Regions from separate parts of the Homo sapiens genome. Here all the other regions are linked to region 1. Evidence: chromatin contacts called from ENCODE Hi-C or POLR2A ChIA-PET data. All regions are on one chromosome and are shown on one strand. Each heading gives the region's core, a stretch centred on a gene start or an enhancer-like site at or near the end of the contact. The rest is flanking DNA. Distances are from core to core; before and after follow the strand shown.

Region 1 (5,122 bases), core at 658-3,157:
GGTTTTCTCAGAGTTGTTTCTTCCAATAGCCTCTTTTCAGCTAGGGGTCTCACTCTGTCACCCAGACAAGAGTGCAATGGTGTGATAATAGCTCACTGCAGCCTCAAATTCCTGGGCTCAAATGATCCTGTTGCCTCAGCCTTTCAACTAGTTGGGAGTACAGGTGCATGCCACTGCTTCTGGCCTTTTTTTTTTTTTTAAATTTTTCATAGAGATGAGGTTTTAGTATGTTGTCCAGGCTAGTCTCATACTCCTGAGCTCAAGTGATCTTCCCATCTTGACCTCCCAAAGTGCTAGGATTACAGGTGTGAGCCACTGCACCTGGCCCCAGAAGATAATTTTTTATTTGTCTTTTACTCTATGTTCAAATTCTTCAATTTTTTGGTAGACTCTACTTTTTCAATTTGTAGAGCTTGCATGAATAGTGTTTTCCTTCTCTTGAAGTTTAGAGAGATCATGTACTGTAATTCCTGAGCCACCTTGCTGTAACAAATTTTCCAGTTCTTCAATCTTTTCTTCCTAATTGCTTAGATTTTCTTGATGCTTACAACTTATTTCCCTCAATTTCTGTTGATGAACATTCTGTAATACTGATAATTCAAGCTGATGGTCATCAGTATCCTGACTTCTTTTTTGTTTGAGCTCCTTGATGATATTAATATTTGGTGTTTGTAGTTTGTAGATTTCATTTTCATCAAAACTAGTTGTTCCTCCTATTTTATAAGTCTGAGCAATACATTTCCAATGGCCAACTGGAGACTCAAGTTTTAGAACTTCATTGGACTATCTGTTTATTTCTTGTTATGATGAAATTATGTCATAAAAACCCATGTAAGCGTCGTGGAACACTGAAGCATGATGGGTACCACATGGAATGGAGGGGATGCAGTGTGGATGGGAACCTCCGGCCTTCCCTGAATGTGCTGACTCCAGGGCTGGCTGCCGGTCCTGCAACCGATCCTGTAGTGCTTGCTTTCTTGTTTTAGGAAGGCTCATTTCTACCTCTTTCTGTTGTAATTGATGTCGATAACTTTTAGTTTGCTGCCCTATCTGAAGCTCTGATGCTTCCTAGGTCTCTCCTAGGTCACTAAAAAGATCTTGAAGTCCCTCATTCTTTGATATTAAGAATTCCAAACTGGCATCAGTCTCCTTTATCCCATAGTTAGGGAGCTCTTTCCTTTTTCTATGACATTTAGGAGCACATTTGAGATGTGGCTGATGAAAGAAGCCACATTGCTGCCCATCCAATGCAAAGAAGGGGCTTACCTGGAGCCAAGGCCACCAAACCAGGAAGACATGAGTGTGTGAGCACGTGTGTTAAGGAAAACACACATTGACTTTAATTTTTTTTTTTTTTTTTTTTTTCGAGACAGGGTCTCTCACTCTGTTGCCCAGGCTGGAGTGCAGTGGCGCCATCTCGGCTCACTGCAACCTCTGCCTTTCGGGTAAAAGCCGTTCTCCTGCTTCAGCCTCCTGAGTAGCTGGGATTACAGGCGTCCACCACCACGCCCAGCTAAATTTGTATTGTTAGTAGAGACAGGATTTCACCGTGTTGGCCAGGCTGCTCTCGAACTCCCGAGCTCAAGTGATCTGCCCCCTCGGCCTCCCAAAGTGCTGAGATTACAACGTTGAACCACTGCGCCCTGCTAGAAACAGCTTTTCATACGTTGAAATAAACGAGAGGGTGACCGGGCAGCGTTGGGGTCGGGGAGGCCAGGCGGAGGAGGCCTAGTGGTCTTCTCGCCCGGGGCCTTCTAGCTCTTCGCCCGTGTCAGGTAAGGCACTGTTAGCCTCGGCTCGGTTCGACTCGGCTCTACTCGGGCTCAGCTCGGCTCGGCCAGACCTAGAGGGCGGGCGGGCGGTGCCACTGGAAGTGACGAGGCGAGGGCGGGGCCGCCGGCCCGGGGAGCCACCGCCGCGCCGCCGTTTGGGCCGGGAAGCGATGTAGTAGCTGCCAGGCTGTCCCCCGCCCTGCCCGGCCCGAGCCCCGCGGGCCGCCGCCGCCACCGCCGCCATGAAGAAGCAGTTCAACCGCATGAAGCAGCTGGCTAACCAGACCGTGGGCAGGCGAGTGCGCCGGGCAGCACGGGGGTCGCACCGGGGCTGGGGGCGGAGGGCGGAGGGCGCGGGGGCGGGACGGCTCCTCCGCGGTCCGGCGGCTCTGAGCTGGGCCGCAGCCCCTGCCCGAGACCAGCGGGGCACGGGCCCGGGGGCTGCGCCGCGCTGAGGCCCGAGCGCCGCGCTCCAGGCGGCCCGCCTGTCTCTCAGCGCCGCCGGGCTCCCGAGACCTGCAGGGGAGGGCCGCCGCCTCCTCCGCCACACCGCGGGGTCCCCTGCCCATTGTCCCTGCCCCGGGAGCATCGCCCTCGGGGAGTAGACCCGGTCCTTCTCCTCCCTTCCCGGGGGCCGAGCCAGCTGGGATCGCTGCCCTGGGCTCAACAACGGTGACTTCTGTCCCTAACGCTGTGCCGAGCGCTGTGCTGTGGGGGGCGGCAGTCCCAGGCTTTCCCGGTGCTCCCGCTGTTTGCGAGTCCTTCTCCTGTAAGTGCATGGCGGCAAGAAATGGCTAGAGGGACATGAAAGCCAGCCGGATTTGCTCAGTGAGTTCAGAACGCCCTTTGAGGGAATTCGGAGGTGGTGCTGTCTCAAAACCAGGGCTCCTAGGAACTGGACTGCTGCTGCCAGTTCTTGACATTTAGAAATTAGGAATTGGCGGAAAAGGATTATGGAGACGCCTTGCGCCAATTTAAAAAGTCTCACCTTAGGTTTGGAAACAAATGCTTCTTTATCTTCCTTTGCTACGGTTGAAGTGCTTAACAAGAAACGTTATTGATTATTAAATGGCAGGCTAGACCAGAGTTGGTAGATCAGGTTGTCAGAACAAGAAATGATTTGTGGTTTTTGAGAGTTTCTGGAGGTGACTGTCATGTGCTGTATTATCTGGGGCTAATATTTCAAGGTCTTTCAGGGCAGCTGGCTGTACTGTACCGATTTAGTGTTTATTCAGCAAAGAGATACGAAAGTATGAATTTCTCACAGCTCTTCTTTTGATTTTCTGTTTTTAACAGTTAAGGGGAGTTTGGTTTGGCTGAAGCACGTGGGACACTTCTTTTTTTTGAGTGTATGAAAATACTTTTACTTCCTCTCGAGTTTTCTAAATTTGCTTTTTACTGTTTCATTTCCTCCATCTTTTTGCTTAGTTTCCTTGTTTAATTTTTTCGATTCCCTACCGTATTATTGTGGTGAGAATTAACTCTTATTTTCAGGGTTAATCGCTGCCCCTAAAGCCCAGACAAACCTACTTTTCTGTTATTTGCAGGAAAATTAAAGAAATAATGCTGAGAGGAAGGTAGACGTGTGGTAATGGCGGCTGATGTTTCAAGGAACAGTTTACAAGCACATGATAATTTCTTGTGAGTTTCGTACCCTTGTTAGTGTTCTGAGCAACGTGCATTGTGGAACTAGTATTTAGTAAGTGCCAAGATACATTTGTCAAATAGTCGTTTGGCTTGTTTTTACATTGTTCGTGACAGGTAAGGGACTTTCACTCTTTTTATACAAAGTTCTGAGACTTAAATCTACCAAGCTATTTAGGGTCTCTTTGACTCCTGGGTCATCTTAGAGGCTTCTCCCTTCACACTTTTTTTTTTTTTTGAGACAGGGTCTCCCTTTGTCACCCAAGCTGGGGTGCAGTGGTGCGATCTTGTCTCATTGCAGCCTTGACTTCCCTGGGCTCAAGCGACCCTCTCGCCTCAGCCACCTATGTGGTTGGAACTACAGGTGGGCACCACCACATCCGCTAATTTTTGTATTTTTTGTAGAGTGGGGATTTGCCATGTTGCCTAGGGTGGTCTCGAACTCCTGGCCTCAACTGATCTGCCTGCCTTGGCCTCCCAAAGTTCTGGGACTACAAGCGTGAGCCACCTTGCCTGGCACCTTCACATTTTAAAATTCCGGCCATGCTTGCCTACCTTCAGTTTCCACAGGAGGTCTTGCTTTCTTACCTGCTAGCATCTACTTGGAACTCCTGGAAGCCTCTCCCACCACACCTTTTCTCCAGGCACCTCTTGCTCATTCTTCAGCCTTCTGGGAAAGGTCCCTCTGCCTCTGAAAGGCCTTCTATGATGCTACAGCATAGATTGGATGCCTCTCCTGGGCGTTCTTGTAATCCTGTGTAGCACTTGCTTTTCTGTGCTGTGACTGCCTCTTGTGTGTGTTCTCCATCAGATAAATACCTTGAGAGTCCTTGCTGTGTCTCCTTTGATTCCCAGGGTCTGCTGTGGTTCCTACCCCATGGCCAGGGTGCAGTAGACATTGTTAATTCTGGTATTTGAGTTCTTACTAGATCGCCTTGGTGGTGTGGGCCCGAGTATGGGAAAACATGAAGTGGATAGAGTAGATGGTGATTCATGCTGGAGCTGTAATTCTGGGCCTGACCTTTGACTGTCTTTAAAAATCTTTATTGCTAGATGCCAGTGGAAGCTGAAGCTATTACAGAACTATTAAGGGTGTGGCAATTATGCACCCAAAGTCAGAACATCTGTTTTTAACTGGGAAACCTGTTGCTTCCTTGCTGTTGATTTCCTAGATGTGTGTGTGTATGTGTTTTCTGCTTAAGTAATCAGAAAGGACTAAGGAAGATAAACGGAGGCTGGAGAGTGCCTAGAATTGTTACTGCTTGGAAGTAGGTGGTTGGTTGGCCCCAGAATCAGGATTCTGGGTGTTTTTAGGTCAAGATGAAGGCTACAAAGCAAAGGGTTTTTTTGTTTTCGCCCCTGCGATCTAGGTGGAGAAGGAAGTTATATATGTGAATGTCATGCCCATCGTGTTTTGGTTTATCAATTTGTGGAATTCTAGGTGGTGTCTTGCAGTGAGATATTCTCCTCAGAAGGGAGACCTTTGAGTACTTTCACTGTAAGGTTCCAGGGGAGGGACTTGTAGAGAATTAGTAATGCCTGGAAGGAATGAGTTCGCATGATGCAGTTTGTTTACGATGGGTGGGTAAGTCTATTTGAGAAGACGGCCTGAAACTCACAGGGGCAAGGCTTATGAGGTGGTCTCATGGTGTGAGTGTCCCAAAGAAGAGAAGTAGGATGGTTCTTTTAGTCCACCTGCCTTTTGT
Region 2 (5,122 bases), core at 1,011-3,510, 4.1 Mb after region 1:
GCAGAACTCAGTCCCATTTTTTTGTTAATTGATAAATAATATATGTAGTTTTGAGACATGTGATAATATGATACATTCACATTATGTGTAAAAATCAAATCAGGGTAATTGGGATATTATATCACCTTAAATATTTATCTTTTCTTTATGCCGGGATCATTTAAATTATTCTCTTCCACCTATTTTGAAATGTACATTAGATTATTGTTGACTGGAGTCACCCTACTGATTTTTCCAACGCTAGGTCTTACTTCTGTTTGTACCCACTAACCCACTTCTTTTCATCTCCCCTCCCGCTCCCCTTCCCTGCCTCTGGTAACTACCTAGAGAAGATAACTGTCTCTCTCTTCCTGAGATCCACTTTTTTAGCTCACACATGAGTGAGAACATGTGCTATTTGTCTTTCTGTGCTTGGTTTATTTCACTTAACGTAATGACCTCTAGTTCCAACCGTGTTGCCTATGACAGGGTTTCATACTTTTTTATGGCTGAATAATATTCCATTGTGTATATGTACCACATTTTCTTTATCCATTCATCCATGGATGGGCACTCAGGTGGATTCCATATTTTGGCTATTGTGAATAATGCTACAATAAACATGGGAGTGCAGATCTCTCCAGTATATTGATTTTCTTTCCTTTGCACATATACCTAGTAGTGCAATTGCTGGATCATACAGTAGTTCTATTTTCAGTTTTTTGAGGGCCCTTTATACTGTTTTCCATAGTGGCTATACTCATTAACATTTCCACCAACAGTATACGAGGGTTCCCATTTTTCCACATCCTTGCCATTCATTATTCTGTTTTTTTTTTTTTTCATAACCATTTTAACTGGGGTGAGATAATATTTCGTTGTGGCTTTTATTTACATTTCTGTGATGATTAGTGATGTTGAGCATTTTTTCGTATACCTGCTGGCTATTTTCATGTCTCCTTTTGAGAAACATCTATTCAGATCTTTTGCCCATTTAAAAATCAGATTAGAGTCGGGCACAGTGGCTCGAGCCTGTAATCCCAGCACTTTGGGAGGCTGAGGCAGGCGGATCACCTGAGGTCAGGAGTTTGAGACCAGCCTGGCCAACATGGTGAAACACTGTCTCTACTGAAAATACAAAAATGAGCTGGGCCTGGTGGCATGCGCCTGTAATCCCAGCTACTCGAGAGGCTAAGGCAAGAGAATCACTTGAACCTCGGAGGTGATTGGTTGCAGTGAGCCGAGATCATGCCACTGCACTCCAGCGTGGGTGACAGAGTGAGACTCTGTCTCAAAAAAAATAAATAAATAAAATAAAAATCAGATTATTATTATTATTATTTTGCTATTAAGTTGTTTGAGCTCCTTATATATTCTGGCTGTTAATCCCTCGTCAGATGGATAGTTTGCAGATTTTTTTTCCCATTCTGTGGATTGTCTCTTCACATTGTTGATTGTTTACTTTGCTGTGTAGAAGCTTTTTAGCTTGATATAACCCCATTTGTCTCTTTTTGCTTTGGTTGCCTGTGCTTTTAAGGTCTTACACAAAAAATCTTTGCCCAGACCAGTGTCCTAGATCATTTCCCCAGTGTTTTCTTCTAGTAGTTTCATAGTTTCATGTCTTATATTTAAATCTTCAATCCACTTTGATTTGATTTTTGTATATAGTGTGAGAGAGGGGATCTAGTTTTATTCTTCTGCATATAGTCATTTAGTTCACAGTGATTTGTTTTAGTTCCCGTTTTCAACTGAGAAGACTGAGATGGAATATGGTTAAGTGTGAGCTAGAGAGTTGGTAGAGCTGGGCTGTACAAACCTAGTCATTTTGCATCCAATGCATGTACTTTCCCTCCTGGAAGGCACATGACTATACTGGAGCAGCTGAAGGAGCTGCAATATCTGTGCAACTGGTTTTTGAGTGAGAGAATTGAATGTTGGTTGCAGAACAGTCAAGACACTGAACGCAATTCAGAAAAGTTGCATGTAATTTCATGGACCCCCTATTGTTGGATGCAACATTTGTGTGTGTGTGTGTGTGTGTGTGTGTGTGTGTGTGTGTGTGTGTGCATGAGCGCACGCAGTTTATTCTGGGGCCATAGTTGTCTTTGAGTCTTCAGACTTATTGATGACTGAAAGAACTTATGGTGCTGCTGCTTTATTTTATAAATTTTTTATGTTGTTTCTTAAAATAGGGCATAGCTGCTAGGGCAGGGTTTTAATAGACAGCATTGTGGTGGCCATTAGGTGGCAGCAATTTTGGCAGGTCATGTGGGTGGGAAGTGGGCAGGAACGAATCATCAGATGTCTTACTTTGCAAAGCTTGCAGTACCACAGTGCCTTCCAACAGGTATAGAGCTCCATTTTTAATTACCTGCTTATCTTTGCACATGTTAATGTACTCTGGGGCCTCATGCTACATGAGCATTTGTGAAAATAAGTAACTTAAAAAAAAAAATCAAAGCCTAAACCTTGGGGCCTCAAGTTTCAACCTGCAGAGAACGTATTCAAATAAAGATGTGCAAACATGAGCATTTCCTGTCAGTCTTTGAAACTTAAACACTTTCTTAATAGGCTCTTCGGCATGTAAAATCAAAGAGAAATTGTCTCAGTGATAGGAATTGAAACCAAGAGGGTAGCCAAGTTCAGGTTAGATTTGGGCTTTCAGTTTCATGGGATATGGTTTAGATCAAATACCTGTTTCAGCTGGAAGGTTGATCATGTTATTGTACAGAGAAAGACTTCTGAGAGATTTTTGCTTTCAGCCTTTCACATGGTGTCTGAATGCTGGGACGGGGTTCCTCTTTGGGAACAAGATGATGACAGCAAATATGTACACAATAGAATAAAGCTCCTGAAGTATTCTGTGGCATATCTACTTGAAGGAGGTCTAACGGTGTAAAAATTGCAATTGGAAAGATTCTTGTAGCCAGTTAGTCATACCATCTTTTAAATAGCATCCTACTGGTCCACGTAGTTATAATGGAATTTGACAGCTTTCATGAACTTGGGATCATTGGTCCTGTTGTTCAGCTAAGGGTCCTATGATATATTCGACTAGAAATTGTGGCCTAGTCAGTTGGTTCTGAACCATGAATCAGAACATCTGGCAATTAGATCTTCTCTCTCTTTGCTCTCTGAATAGAAGAGATCTGAGTGACATAGCTGTGTCTTGGTAGGGACTCTTTCAGTTGTGATAGAAAACCTGATATCTAACTTATGCAAAGGAGAGTTTGTTGGCTCACACCTGTGAAGTTCAGGCTTTGATCTTGACTCTAGGAACAGTTGGATTCAGGGTGTAAATAATGCCTTCAAAATTCAGTTTCCCTTTGTCTCTTCATACTGCTTTCCACTTGGTGATTTCATTTTTGGGTTCTACATGCATTTGAGCTGAGCCCCATGTGATAAACAGGGACCATTTAATCCTCACAGTGACCCCCTAGGCATTCTTATTTTCTCTGGTAGCTCTTTCTGGTAGCATCTCCAGCCTCCTGTATTTTCAGGGTTGAGATTCTGTCTGGCTGGCTTGTCATGGGCATATCCTGGGTCCAGTCATTAAAGCCAGGGGCATGTGAGGCCTTGGTGGGGCTGAGTCCCATAGTTCTTTATGAACCCCACCCAGCCATATGGCCGAGAGCGAGGGAAAAGGATCTGCTGGTGAAAATTGGGTAATCACCTGATGAAGAGCCTGGATGCTGGGAAGGCAGACACGTCTGCTACAAATCTGTCCTTTGACCCAGTCTGCAGCTTGACAGCCCATGTTAGTCTTCACACTAAATCCAGCCCATTGACCATTTCCAGGCATTCCACATTTCTCTTTTGAATGAGCCTCTTGCTCCCTGGGAATGTGAATCACTCAATCCATGGGCCAGACCCTTCTACCCCTGATGTTAAACCTTTGATAAGGGGACTGTTACTCATTAGACCTTAAGATGGTCATCATCTTTGTCCTCTTCTTTTCCTTGGAGGGAGTGTGAGGAGGAAGTTGATCTTCTTTTGAAAGAATAAATTGAGGAAATTTAGATATAAGTGAAAGATGTCTTTAGGATTAAGCTGCTTTTCTCCCCATTCCCCCATCATTTAAAAACACTTCCTTAAAATCCCTGGAGCCAGAATCACTGGATCATTGGATTGGTTAGTTGTTTTTTTTTTTTTTTTTGAGACAGAGTCTCGCTCTGTAGCCCAGGCTGGAGTGCAGTGGCACAGTCTTCCTCACTGCTACCTCTGCCTCCCAGGTCCCACTTCAAGCAGTTCTCCTGCCTCAGGTTCCCAAGTAGCTGGGATTACAGGCATGTGCCACCATGCCCAGCTAATTTTTGTATTTTTAGTAGAGACGGGGTTTCACCATGTTGGCCAGGCTGGTCTTGAACTCCTGACCTCGTGATCCACCTGCCTTGGCCTCCCAAAGTGCTGGGATTGCAGGCGTGAGCCACTGCGCCTAGCCTGGTTAGCCTTTTTGATGTGATTCGCAGTGAAGCAAGACTGAAAGGATATACTCCAAAATATTAACCGTAGGTGGTGAAATTAGTGATTGGCTTTTTTTTTCTTTATGCCTCTCTGTACTTTCTAAACTTCACAAAATAATTATGTAATACTTTTGAATTTGCCAGCAGGAAAGAGAGTCTAGTGACCTCACTTTTCTGACCAGGTTACTGATGTGGTTGAAAGCAGGAATTCTTTTATTGTGTGGATCTTTTCTGTCCCTCTTCCTCTTCCTGTCTGCTATGCATTAGCAGTCAACCTCCATCGTGGGGAAAAAGCTGATAAATGTGGTCTTAATGGATTTAGATTTTTTTTTTTTTTTTTAAGAATTAGCAAACATTAAGAGGTTGATTGGTTACCACGTGGTGAACCTGAGGCCTACTTAGAGGCCTTTGGCTCCCGAAACCACATATCTACATTTGTGGTCATCCAGGTGCCCTTTAAGACATTTGGATGCAGTCATTTATCATCTGTATGTTGTGTTCCTTCGTCGTCTTTGGACTCATTTCATAATTTCCTTTCTTGCCTTTTACTTAGATGCAAAAATCTAACCTTATCTCCAGTTCACTAATTTTCAGTGAGTTGCTGACTCCCAAGTTCTCAGAAGGTGATTGAAAAATGAGCAGTTGATGTGGTAATTGGGTGTTTTGAGGACTAATCAGCT
Region 3 (5,122 bases), core at 721-3,220, 3.2 Mb before region 1:
CTGCAACAGAGTGAGACCCTTTCTCCAAAAACAAACAAACAAACAAACAAACAAAAAACTAAAAAACCCCTGAAAGCTATTGCTTTCAGTGGTAAAGTGTTGTATCAGTGGTTCTCCAAATGTGGTATCTAGACCTGCAGCATCAGCTTCATTTGGGAGCTTGTTAGAAATGCAAATTATTCAGCCCCATCTCAAACCTACTGGATGGGAAAGTCTATGAGTGGAGCGAGTAATCTTTGTTTTAACAGTCCTTCTGGGTGAATTGATTCAGATCACACTGAGGTTTGACAGGAAAGAAAAATAGCTCAGGGAAGTCTGAGTTATGTGAAGTATGCAAAATTTGTCAGGTCCACTGAGACTTGTGTATGGGAGTTCGGGCACACTCCCACCTCCACATGCTCGGGGACAATTGTTTAAAGATATTTTGTTCCAGACTAGCTGCCTCCCCCATTTCCTTCAGGTTCCTGAAATTTGTGATACAAAGAACAATGTATAGGCAATAGCTTATGTTATTTTTTCCCCCTTTCTCATCATTCCTATTCAACCTTATGTTATGCCTCTTTTTTCCTTAGAAACCCACTTGAAGCCAGGCGGGAGGGCTCACGCCTGTAATCCCAGCACTTTGGGAGGCCGAGGCTGGCGGATCACCTGAGGTCGGGAGTTCAAGACCAGCCTGGCCACTATGGTGAAACTCCGTTTCTACTAAAAATAAAAAAAATAGCCGGGCATCATGGTGGGTGCCTGTAGTCCCAGCTACTCGAGAGGCTGAGGCAGGATAATCGTTTGAACCCGGGAGGCGGAAGTTGCAGTGAGCTGAGATTGCACCATTGCACTCCAGCCTGGGCGACAAAGCGAGACTCCGTCTCAAACAACAACAACAACAAACTACACTCTAGTCTGGGCGACAGAGCAAGACCCTGTCTTAAAAACAAACAAACAAACAAGGAAACCCCATTTGTAACTGCCACTAATTGGACTATACTTCTGGTGGGCCATCTTCAAGCTTCGGGCTTGAATAAACCCTATACTTAAATACTATTTTCTCAATCTCGTTATTTAAGGTTGACAAGGGCCATTGGGTTACATAGATTTGCTCCAATCTATGTAGTAGGCACACCCGCGGGCTCAACCTCAGCTGTTTGGGATAGTTTCCTGACTGTTTCTTAAAATTAGCACTTTCAGCCTGGCTGGATGACTCATACCTGTAATCCCAGCACTTTGGAAGGCTGAGGCAGGAAAGCTGCTTGAGCCCAGGAGTTCCAGACCAGCCCAAGCATCAAAAGGAGGCCTCACCTCTGCAAAAAATAAAAAAATTTAGCTGGGCATGGTGGCGCACCAGGAGGTTGAGGCTGCAGTGAGCCATGATTGTGTTACCGCACTCCAGCCTGGGCAACAGAGCAAGAACCTGTCCCCAAAAATAAAACAAAATAAAGATGAGCACTTTCACGAGTAAAGTGGATTGGAGGATGGGAACAGGAATCCAACACATTCTCTGCCTCTCTCAGCACCTTGGCTATCGAAGTTACGTTTATCTCCCCTGTCCTAGCATCCACAGCAGGGCCTGGAATATAGTCGGGCAAGAGTGTGTGGACTGCATGAATGTAAGCTCCATAGGGCCGCGTGTCGTCACGCTGCCAGCTCGATGCTCCGCCCGTAAAAGGCACTCACTAAAATTTTAGCGGAATGAATGGGCGAAAAAAGCGAAAGGGAAACCACGCCTTTACTAAAATGGCAGCCCGGGCTCCCTTTACCAAGATGGCTGCCGGCCCGCGTGGACGCACGGGCGGTGGGCGCAGGGGGCGGGGCAAGAGAGGGCGTGGTAAGAAGGCGGGGCCAGTGGGAGCCGTCAGGTGCAGCCCCGCCCTCCGCCCTCCGCCCGCTCCCCCCGCTCGCCCCGCTCGATTCCGGATTGGTCCGGTTCCAGCGCCGCAGCCCGGCGGCCGCGCTGTGGGGCCGCCCGGCGCTCGCCACTTCCGGCGCGTTGGGGCTGTTGGTCGGGGGCGGCCGCGCGGTACTAGCGGGCGGCTCCAGGGCGGGCGCGCGCAAGGATGCTCTAGGGGGCGGCGGCAGTGGCCGTGTGGGTTGAGGCTGCGAGGACAGCGCGGGCCCCCGGGCCTCTCCCCTGAGCCGGCCGCCTGGGCCGCGCGGTCGAGGCCTGTCAGCCTCCGCCCGTTCAGCCTCGGGGCCGGGGCCGCCGCCACCTCTGCCCGCGGAGGCCGGGGAGCCCCTGCCTGGGCCCGCAGCCTCCCCCGCGGGGGTCGGGCCCGGGCGGGGGTCCCGAGCAGCTGCCCTCCTCGCCGGCATCCGAGCCTCATTTCCTGCTTTTTCAGTTTCCTTGGGGAGGGGCGGGTGGGTCTGGATGAATTGTCTCGGGGTCCCCCGATGAGGCGACCCGGGCGGCCCTGCCCTTTTTAGAGGGTCCCCTCGGGGCCCGGTGGGGAAGGGGTTGTCTTTGCATGGGTGGGGGACTTCCCGAGTCTGCCGGGACCATGACCTGAACTGTGCGAGCGGGACGTGTCCGAAGCCCAAGAACCAGCTCATCTGAGCCGCCCCCTCCCCGGCCAGCATGGTAAGTGGAATTGGAGCCCCCTTCCCTCCTGGGGTGCCCTACCGGAAGGGTGGGAATGGGCCCCGGGGCTGCTGAGCCATCGCTGCTCTCCCCATGGCGGGGAGAGGCGCGTGCGGAGCCTGGCCGGTGACACATGCGTGCAGAGTGTGCAGCCCCGGCCCTGCGCTCCCATCCCCCCAGGGATGATGGCTCAGGCCTGGGAGGGCCCTGGGAGCGCAGCAGGCACAACCCTTGCATCTGGTGTTTGCCTCCTGCAGCTCCTCCGGATAATAACTATCGTTTATTGAGGGCTTACTACTTGCCAAGGCCCTGCGCGAAGTGATTGACAGTGCAGTAGTATTTAATGATCACACCAGCCCTCTGTTCGGAAGTGGGGAGACTGAGGCACGGAGCAATTAATTCCCCAGCTCAAGGTCAAGCGACTTTTTAACAGTGTTAAGATTTGAACCTAGGCATCTGACTTTGAACCTAGGCATCTCTAATACACTTAGAGAGCTGGGTGATTGTAGGAGAAACATCTCATCTAGCTGTAGGTTTATATATGAGGAAACAGAGCGATTTACAGAGGTCACTTGCACAGGTGATGGCAAAGTCAGGAATGGTCGTGATCTTTTGACACTGAGGCTGCTATTCTACATGCTCTGATCTCTGCTGAAGCTACCTTCCACGTTTTCTAGACCGATACTTTCAATACTCCCCTAAATGTGTGTACTCACATCTCTTTGTGTATCCACATCTCCACGTTTTCTAGACCGATACTTTCAATACTCCCCTAAATGTGTGTACCCACATCTCTTTGTTAAGCATTTGCCTTTTTGCTCTTGTAATTATTTCTGAGCCTTATCTGTCTATTGCGGTATACACAGCTCCTTCAAAGACCAAATTGTTTGAACCCTTATCTGCTCCAGCTCCTGGCACATAGTAAGCCCTTGGTAAGTACTGGATCACCTAGCCTGTGGTTGAGCACCTCGAGGAGTGGAGCTGTTCTCCTCAGTTTCACCCATTTTACCCCTGCCAAGTTAGTGGTATAATAGAGAAAGGGACATAGCTGCATCTTTTGTGATACAGACCTTAAGGCCTGTGGAATTTTCGAAACATTCAAGGGGCCTGTGGGTAGTGTGTAGGTCCTGAGATATGGAGCTTACAACCAGCTGGGTAAAGTACACCATTAATGCTGAGCAGCACCGTACAGTATATGCTATACGTATAGTGTATGTGTTTTATTTTTATTTGTTTTGAGACAGGGTCTTGCTTTGTTTCCTAGGCTGGAGTGCAGTGGCACGTTCATGGCTCACTGCAGCCTCGACCTCCTGGGCTCAAGCAGTCCTCCCACCTTAGCCTCCCAAGTAGCTGGGGCTGCAGGCAAGTGCCACCATGCCTGGCTAATTTTTTGTGGAGATGAGGTCTCACCACGTTCCCCAGGCTGGTCTTGAACCTGAGCTCAAGTGATCCGTCCTCCTCAGCCTCCCAAAGTGCTGGGATTACAGGCGTGAGCCACCGTGCACAGCTGAGTCTATGTATTTTAACATATATATTACACAGTATGAATTGTGGCAAATCAGTTAAGCTCTCAGTTCCAATTTCCTCAACTATGAAATTTGGGGATAGGATTTCTCTAAAGAGTAATCTAGAGGTATGAGGTATAACATTTAGTGGCTAATGAAAGTAGCACTCATTCCTTCCTTCATTTATTCTTTCAGTAATGCTTTTTTTTTTTTTTTTTTTGAGATGGAGTTCAGCTGTTGTTGCCCAGGCTGGAGTGCAGTGGTGCAGTCTCAGCTCACGGCAACTTCTGCCTCCCGGGTTCAAGTGATTCTCCTGCCTCAGCCTCCCGAGTAGCTGGGATTATAGGCATGCGCCACCATGCCCGGCTAAATTTTGTATTTTTAGTAGAGATGGGGTTTCACCATGTTGGTCAGGCTGGTCTTGAATTCCTGACCTCAGGTGATCCACCCGCCTCGGCCTCCCAAAGTGCTGAGATTACATGCATGAGCCATCGCGCCCGGCCTCAATATACTTAAGTTTTGTTTTTTAATTGTAGTAAAATATACATAATTAAAATTAGCCATTTTAACCATTTTTAAGTGTACAGTTTAGTGAAATTAAGAACATTCACATTGTTGTGCAACGATCACCACCATATATCTCCAAAGGTTTTTTCCCAAAACAACCTGTACCCGTCTTTTTTCAGTCTCTCCCCTGCCCTACTTTAGTTTCTATTTCTATGAATTTGACTACTTTAGGTAGCTCATGTAAGTGGAGTCATGAAGTATTTGGCCTGTTGTGACTGCCTTATTTCACATGGCACAGTGTTCTCAAGCTTCATCCGTGTGGTGGCGTGTGTCAGAGCTTCCTTCCTTTTGAAAGCTGAATTCCATTGTGAGTATGTGCTGCATTTCATATATCCTTTCATCCTTCGGTGGATACCTGGGTTGCTTCCACCCTTTGGCTATTGTGAATAATACTGCTGTGAATATGGGTGTACAAATCTTACAAGTGAATTTTCAGTAGCCACCACCATATACCAGGGCCTAGGGCATGTACAGATGAACA
Region 4 (5,122 bases), core at 1,248-3,747, 3.2 Mb before region 1:
TTTCAAAATGATTTCAAATAGAAAGATTTCAAGGAATAAGTTATACAAAGATCTCTCATACCCTTTACCCAAACTCACCTACCGTTAATATTTTGTCCTGTTAACGTTATTTGCACGTTCCCTCTTTATATGTATATATAGACATATATGCATGTACATGCATGTACATTCACACACACATGTATTTTTTTCTGAACAATTTTAGAGTAAGTTGCCTTTGTCATGGTCCATTGCCCTATATCATATATTTCTTAATAGGGGCATTCTCCCACATGACTATGGTACAGTTACCATCTTCGGTTAATAGAACATTGATTCAGTACTTTGATCTAACCTACTACCACCTGTATTCCAGTTTTGTCAATTGGCTCAGTCATGCCTTTCATAGCATTTTTTCCCTCCAGTCCAGGATCAATCTGTGGTCAGGTGTAGCATTTACTTGTCATGCTCTTTAGTCTTTAGATTTGTTGTTTAAAATTATTGAAACCAGGCTGGGCACGCTGGCTCAGGCCTGTAATCCCAGCACTTTGGGAGGCCGAGGTGGGCGGTATCGCTTGAGGTCAAGAGTTCAAGACCAGCCTGGCCAACATGATGAAGTCTTGTCTCTAATAAAAATTCAAAAAAAATTAGCCAGGTGTGGTGGCGGGCACCTGTAATCCGAGCTCCTTGGGAGGCTGAGACACGAGAATTGCTTGAACCTGGGAGGTGGAGGTTGCAGTGAGCTGAGATTGTGCCACTGCACTCCAGCTGGGCGATAGAGCTAAACTCAGTCTCAAAAAAAAAAAAAAATAAAGAAAGAAACTGGTGCACCTCTCCATTGGTAGCTGATTGATGAGTCTTGTTTTTATGCATTCTCCAATACTATGTGGATGAGGTTTCCCAGCATAAAACGTACCATCCTCTGTATACAAAGATGTTTCCTCTAACTGGTCTCCATGGGGAGAAAATATGCTGCTTCCATGTTATCACTGCCACAGTGGGATCAGTTGAACTTCCTGGCCCAGACACCCGGCAGTCATCTTGCTTCTAACTCTTGGTCCTCAGCAGTAATTAGAGGAAGAGACAGACAATCTGACTGGGCACTTTGTGCAAACCCAAGAAATAATAGAGGAATGTTCTGCCATCGATCAACTTTATGGTAGTTTTAGATTAAAGCAGAAAAGTGCTTTTTAATGACTAAAATTATGTTTAGATGCAGCCAGAGTGTATGTTTTAATCAAATATTAAATGTCTGTGTGAAGATATTGTGCAAAGTTATGTCTAGATCTAAGCTGCAGACAAGAAAACAAGAAGCCTTTCTCATGCGAGGGGATGACTTTGTTCCAGATTGTGTTAATAGAGGGGTGGGCGCGCCTGCCCAGCCTTAGCAGTCCTGTTACATGCTGTGGTTGTCTGTTTGCTTCAGTAGAAGACATTTTTTTTTCTCCTGCAACTCTTGTACACAATGTTTAGAATGAATTACATCAATGTATATTTGTACCTCGGTCTTCCCTCTGCTTGGCCTTACGCTGTCCTATCACAGTCAGGCTAAGGAAAGGAACTCACATGGGTGTGGCTGGGGCTGAGATTCTGGCTGGCTGCTCACTGGCTGTGTGTCTTTGAGCGAGTCATCCAGTGTCTCTGGGCTTCCCTGATTGCCCTGCTGACTGCTAGACTGTGGAGGGTCAGTGGGCTTCACCACTTTTTCTTTTTTTTAAATAGAGGAATAAAGTGAGATTTCCACTTCAATATGCTGTGCTTTTTTTTTTTTTTTTTAAAGGAAGTGTCAGCTGGGCGCGGTGGCTCGTGCCTCTAATCCCAGCACTTTTGGAGGCTGAGGCAGGCGGATCGCTTGAGCCCTGGAGTTTAAGACCAGCCTGGGCAACATGGCGAAACCCCAGCTCTACAAAAAATACAAAAATCAGCTGGATGTGGTGGTGTGCAGCTGTGGTCCCAGCTACTTGGGAGGCTGAGGTAGAAGGATAGCTTGAGCCCGGGAGATAGAGTTTGTGCCACTGTACTCCAGCCTGGGCGACAGAGCAAGACCTGTGCCTCCAGAAAACAAAAGGAAAAGGAAAATATCTACGGGCTGGGATGCAAAAGAGCAGTAGTGACCGGAGGGAGAGATGGGAGGAAGCATTGTTCTGAATGTCGTTCTCCTGACTGGGGCTTCCTTGATGCACTTTTCTAGCTTTCTGGCTTTTTGAGCTGAATGACTTCAGGAGGGGGATAGGTAGATGTCACTCGCCCTGGTTCCCATGCATGTTATTTTAAGCTTAGTATTTCATCTCATACTTGTGTGCAGGCCTACAGGTCAAAGATTTTTTTCTCTCCTTTTTTTTTTTTTTTTTTTTTTTTTTTTGCAGTGGTGAAGGGTGTAGGGAAGTGAGAGTGATGATCTGAGAGTTTAGACATCTATGGTAATCCTGTTAGCTTTCAGAGAAAGTTTACATGAGTTTGAATATCTTTGCTAATCGCATGTGTTGTAACACACCGGATATGTTTTGCATACTTTTTAACCTTCGTTGGCAGCAGGGATAGAATCACTTTTCTTCGAAACCTTTATATACAGCAAATAGGGTAATGACACTGTTCTAGATATGCCACAGGGATATTTGAATGGCACTCTGGGATACTAGTCCTCATTTTGTTGAGGTTTGGTATCTATGAGCCCATGAACCTGAATATAGGAGACCCATATGATTCACCTCCTAGTAGATTATACAAAATGAGGCTCTGGGAAAGGATGGCAAAAAGCTTAATAGAAGTGTCTTTAAAAAATAGTCATTTTTGGCTGGGCATGTTGGCCCATGCCTGTAATCCCAGAACTTTGAGAGGCATAGGTGGGAGGATTGCTTGAACCTGGGGGTTTTAAGACTAGCTTGGGCAACATAGCAAGACCCCATCTTTATTTAAAAAAAATTTAAAAAATAGTCATTATTCCCCAAGATTAATTTTGTAAAAAGGTTATGCTTAGAGGGGGTTGTTTTAGAGGCCATTAGGTAACATATTACAGATTTAATCAGGGTTTGAGGAAACCACCTTCTAGCTGCTACATCTTAGGGAAAAGCACCTTATTATCCACCTTCAGTCTCAGTGTTAGCAGTCTCCTGTTTTTCAACACAGATTGAATCTGCGTGTGAGCAGAAGTCTGCTTATGGTCAGAACCCTTAAAGGGGAAAATGTAAAGAGTCACATGTATCTTCAATTTGGAGGAATTACCAGTATTCTTGAGAAACTGAAAGTGATACCAACAGTTTTCTTGTTCCTTTTACTGTCTTGAATTTGGTCTTTAAGATAGTTGAGCCACCAGCCCATGGTAGATATTGTAGAAAATACAGACATACTAGATAGAGCATCTTTCCAGACAGTTGATGTTCTGGGTAGAGAAGCCTAATATCTATGACGTATGAACAGTGACTTTCAGCCCACACTTCATGCCTGACATTGTGTTTACTATGTATTTTACATTTTATTTAATTCTCAGAATGACCCAATATGTTAGGTACTTTTACTGTCCCCACTTGTGCACAAGAAGAAACAGTGACACATTAAATAACTAGGCCAAGGTCAAGCTGCACATTTGGATTCAAACTTGGGGAACCTGACCCTAGAGCCTGCATTTTAAAACTTTTGCCATTCTGAAATGACCAGAGAACAGCACCAAGGGCAAAATTCTGTAGTACTGATTACAAGACAAAGACACAAGATGTAAATGACCTGATCTGTACTGTAATCTGTGTAGGAAAATTCATGAAGGTTAAACTATAAATTGCAGTCTCAGAAGCAAATGCAGGATGGGGCTAGGTACTCGCTTATGAGACCATGAGTGTTCAGATTGGAGTGGCTTCCTATGGCGAGTGACATTGAATCAGGCATGCTTTCCTTCTTATCCTCCTAGTAAACTTCCTTGCTCTTCAAAACCCAAATCACCCCTTTGAAGCTTTCTTTCCTTCAGATAGAGTTAGTTTTCTCTTTGGTCTTCTGAGGCTGTTTATATGTACGCCAGGACTACAGGATGTAACTGCTAGGCCACCTTCAGTTCTTTGAAGTTAGGGACCGTCTTACTCATCATTGTATCCCAGGGGCTTAATTTAAGCAATATCAGTTACTTAGTGAGTATTGAATTCTCATTTCTCCAACAAATAGCTGAGTTGCTTAGTCACTCCAGAATTAAAGCTAGGTTTAGAATAATTGGAGCGGTGTGATGGCATGTGCCTATAGTCTCAGCTTCTCAGGAGGCTGAAGTGGGGAGGATCGCCTGAGCCCAGGGGTTTGAGGCTGCAGTGAGCTGTGATTGTTCCACTGCACTCCAGTCTGGGGTGATACAGCAACACTCTGTCTCTAAAAAAAAAAAAAAATTAGGCTGAATGCAGAGGCTCCCACCTGTGATCCCAGCATTTTGGGAGGCCAAGGTGGGAGGATCACTTGAAGTCAGGTGTTCAACCCCAACCTCGGCAACAGAGCAAGACCCAGGCTCTACAAAAATGAAAATAAAAGCCAGATGTGGTGGCATGTGCCTGTAGTCTCAGCTATTTGAAGCTGAGGCAGGAGGATTGCTTGAGCCAAGGAGTTTGAGGCCTCAGTGAACTAGGATCATGCCACTGAACTCTAGCCTGGCAACAGAGACCATGTCTTTAGCAAAAAAAAAAAAAAAAAGAATAACTGGGGCAGAAAAATCTATATTTAAGAGAATTTATCTGGCGGTAAAGTACTGTTTGGATTGGAATTGGAAAACCTGGAAACCAGGTAAAAGCAATTATAGTAACGTAGGCAGGAGATGATTAGGGCTCCGTAGAAATAGTGGTGAGGGAGAAGGTACAAACCTGCAAAAGAGTGAGAAGCAACAGTCCGCAGACCTGATGGTGTTTGCTGTGGATGGAGAATATGGGGAAGAAGCAAAGGCGATCTCAAATTATGTCACCCTTCTGCTTCTTCCAAGTTTTAATTTTTTTAGGTGATTATGGGTCTTGGTGGACTTAGTAGTCCCTTAATAAATGAGTCAATGGCATAGATCTCTGAACTGCTGACCCATGAGCAGCAAAGTAAAAGGAGCAGATAAAGTCAGGGCAGGCACAGTTGCAAGCTTATCACCTTTGCAGTTTTAACTGTTTCTGGAACAGAAAACTTGGGTTTGTTTTAG

The links. Hi-C counts contacts between places; a loop is a spot of excess contacts on that map. ChIA-PET counts read pairs that join two places held with the same protein, here RNA polymerase II (POLR2A). Pooled maps may share reads with other maps.
Region 2: a map with no recorded cell type shows a loop between it and region 1 (7-fold over the local background). The contact joins the enhancer-like site here to the promoter of ARHGAP17 in region 1. A Hi-C loop is called at or near these places in 3 of 37 single-sample maps with no recorded cell type and 2 of 50 pooled maps.
Region 3: a pooled map shows a loop between it and region 1 (12-fold over the local background). The contact joins the promoter of XPO6 here to the promoter of ARHGAP17 in region 1. A Hi-C loop is called at or near these places in 5 of 50 pooled maps. POLR2A ChIA-PET finds 5 or more read pairs at or near these places in 3 of 52 experiments (CD4-positive, alpha-beta T cell, OCI-LY7 and activated CD8-positive, alpha-beta memory T cell).
Region 4: a loop to region 1 is called in a pooled map, with 8 times the contacts of the local background. The contact joins the enhancer-like site here to the promoter of ARHGAP17 in region 1. A Hi-C loop is called at or near these places in 2 of 50 pooled maps. POLR2A ChIA-PET finds 5 or more read pairs at or near these places in 2 of 52 experiments (GM12878 and common myeloid progenitor, CD34-positive).

What each region holds. Positions count from the first base shown.
Region 1 is chr16:25,012,154-25,017,275 of GRCh38, reverse strand. It overlaps ARHGAP17 (Rho GTPase activating protein 17), which reads left to right and starts at 1,907. Exons shown (of 20, transcript NM_001006634.3): 1 at 1,907-2,067. The coding sequence starts at 2,015. It also overlaps the pseudogene LOC100421171. RefSeq lists silencers at 1,769-2,018, 2,099-2,148, 2,209-2,258, 2,319-2,368 and enhancers at 1,682-2,350, 2,351-3,019.
Region 2 is chr16:20,872,134-20,877,255 of GRCh38, reverse strand. All of the region lies in intron 1 of DCUN1D3 (defective in cullin neddylation 1 domain containing 3), which reads left to right. Among named protein-coding and RNA genes, the nearest start is that of DCUN1D3, 26 kb to the left of the region's middle. RefSeq lists a silencer at 1,598-1,677 and enhancers at 2,324-2,543, 2,794-2,893. Within about 2 kb of position 2,260, at least 8 of the 41 ENCODE cell types and tissues checked have a DNase peak (open chromatin) inside an H3K27ac peak, as active enhancers do.
Region 3 is chr16:28,208,813-28,213,934 of GRCh38, reverse strand. It overlaps XPO6 (exportin 6), which reads left to right and starts at 1,970. Exons shown (of 24, transcript NM_015171.4): 1 at 1,970-2,569. The coding sequence starts at 2,567. RefSeq lists silencers at 1,733-2,222, 4,733-5,027 and an enhancer at 1,852-2,850.
Region 4 is chr16:28,185,891-28,191,012 of GRCh38, reverse strand. The region is part of intron 1 of XPO6 (exportin 6); the gene reads left to right. Among named protein-coding and RNA genes, the nearest start is that of XPO6, 24 kb to the left of the region's middle. RefSeq lists a silencer at 1,506-1,645 and enhancers at 2,038-2,087, 3,172-3,341. Within about 2 kb of position 2,497, at least 11 of the 41 ENCODE cell types and tissues checked have a DNase peak (open chromatin) inside an H3K27ac peak, as active enhancers do; they include GM12878, where a contact is called at or near this core.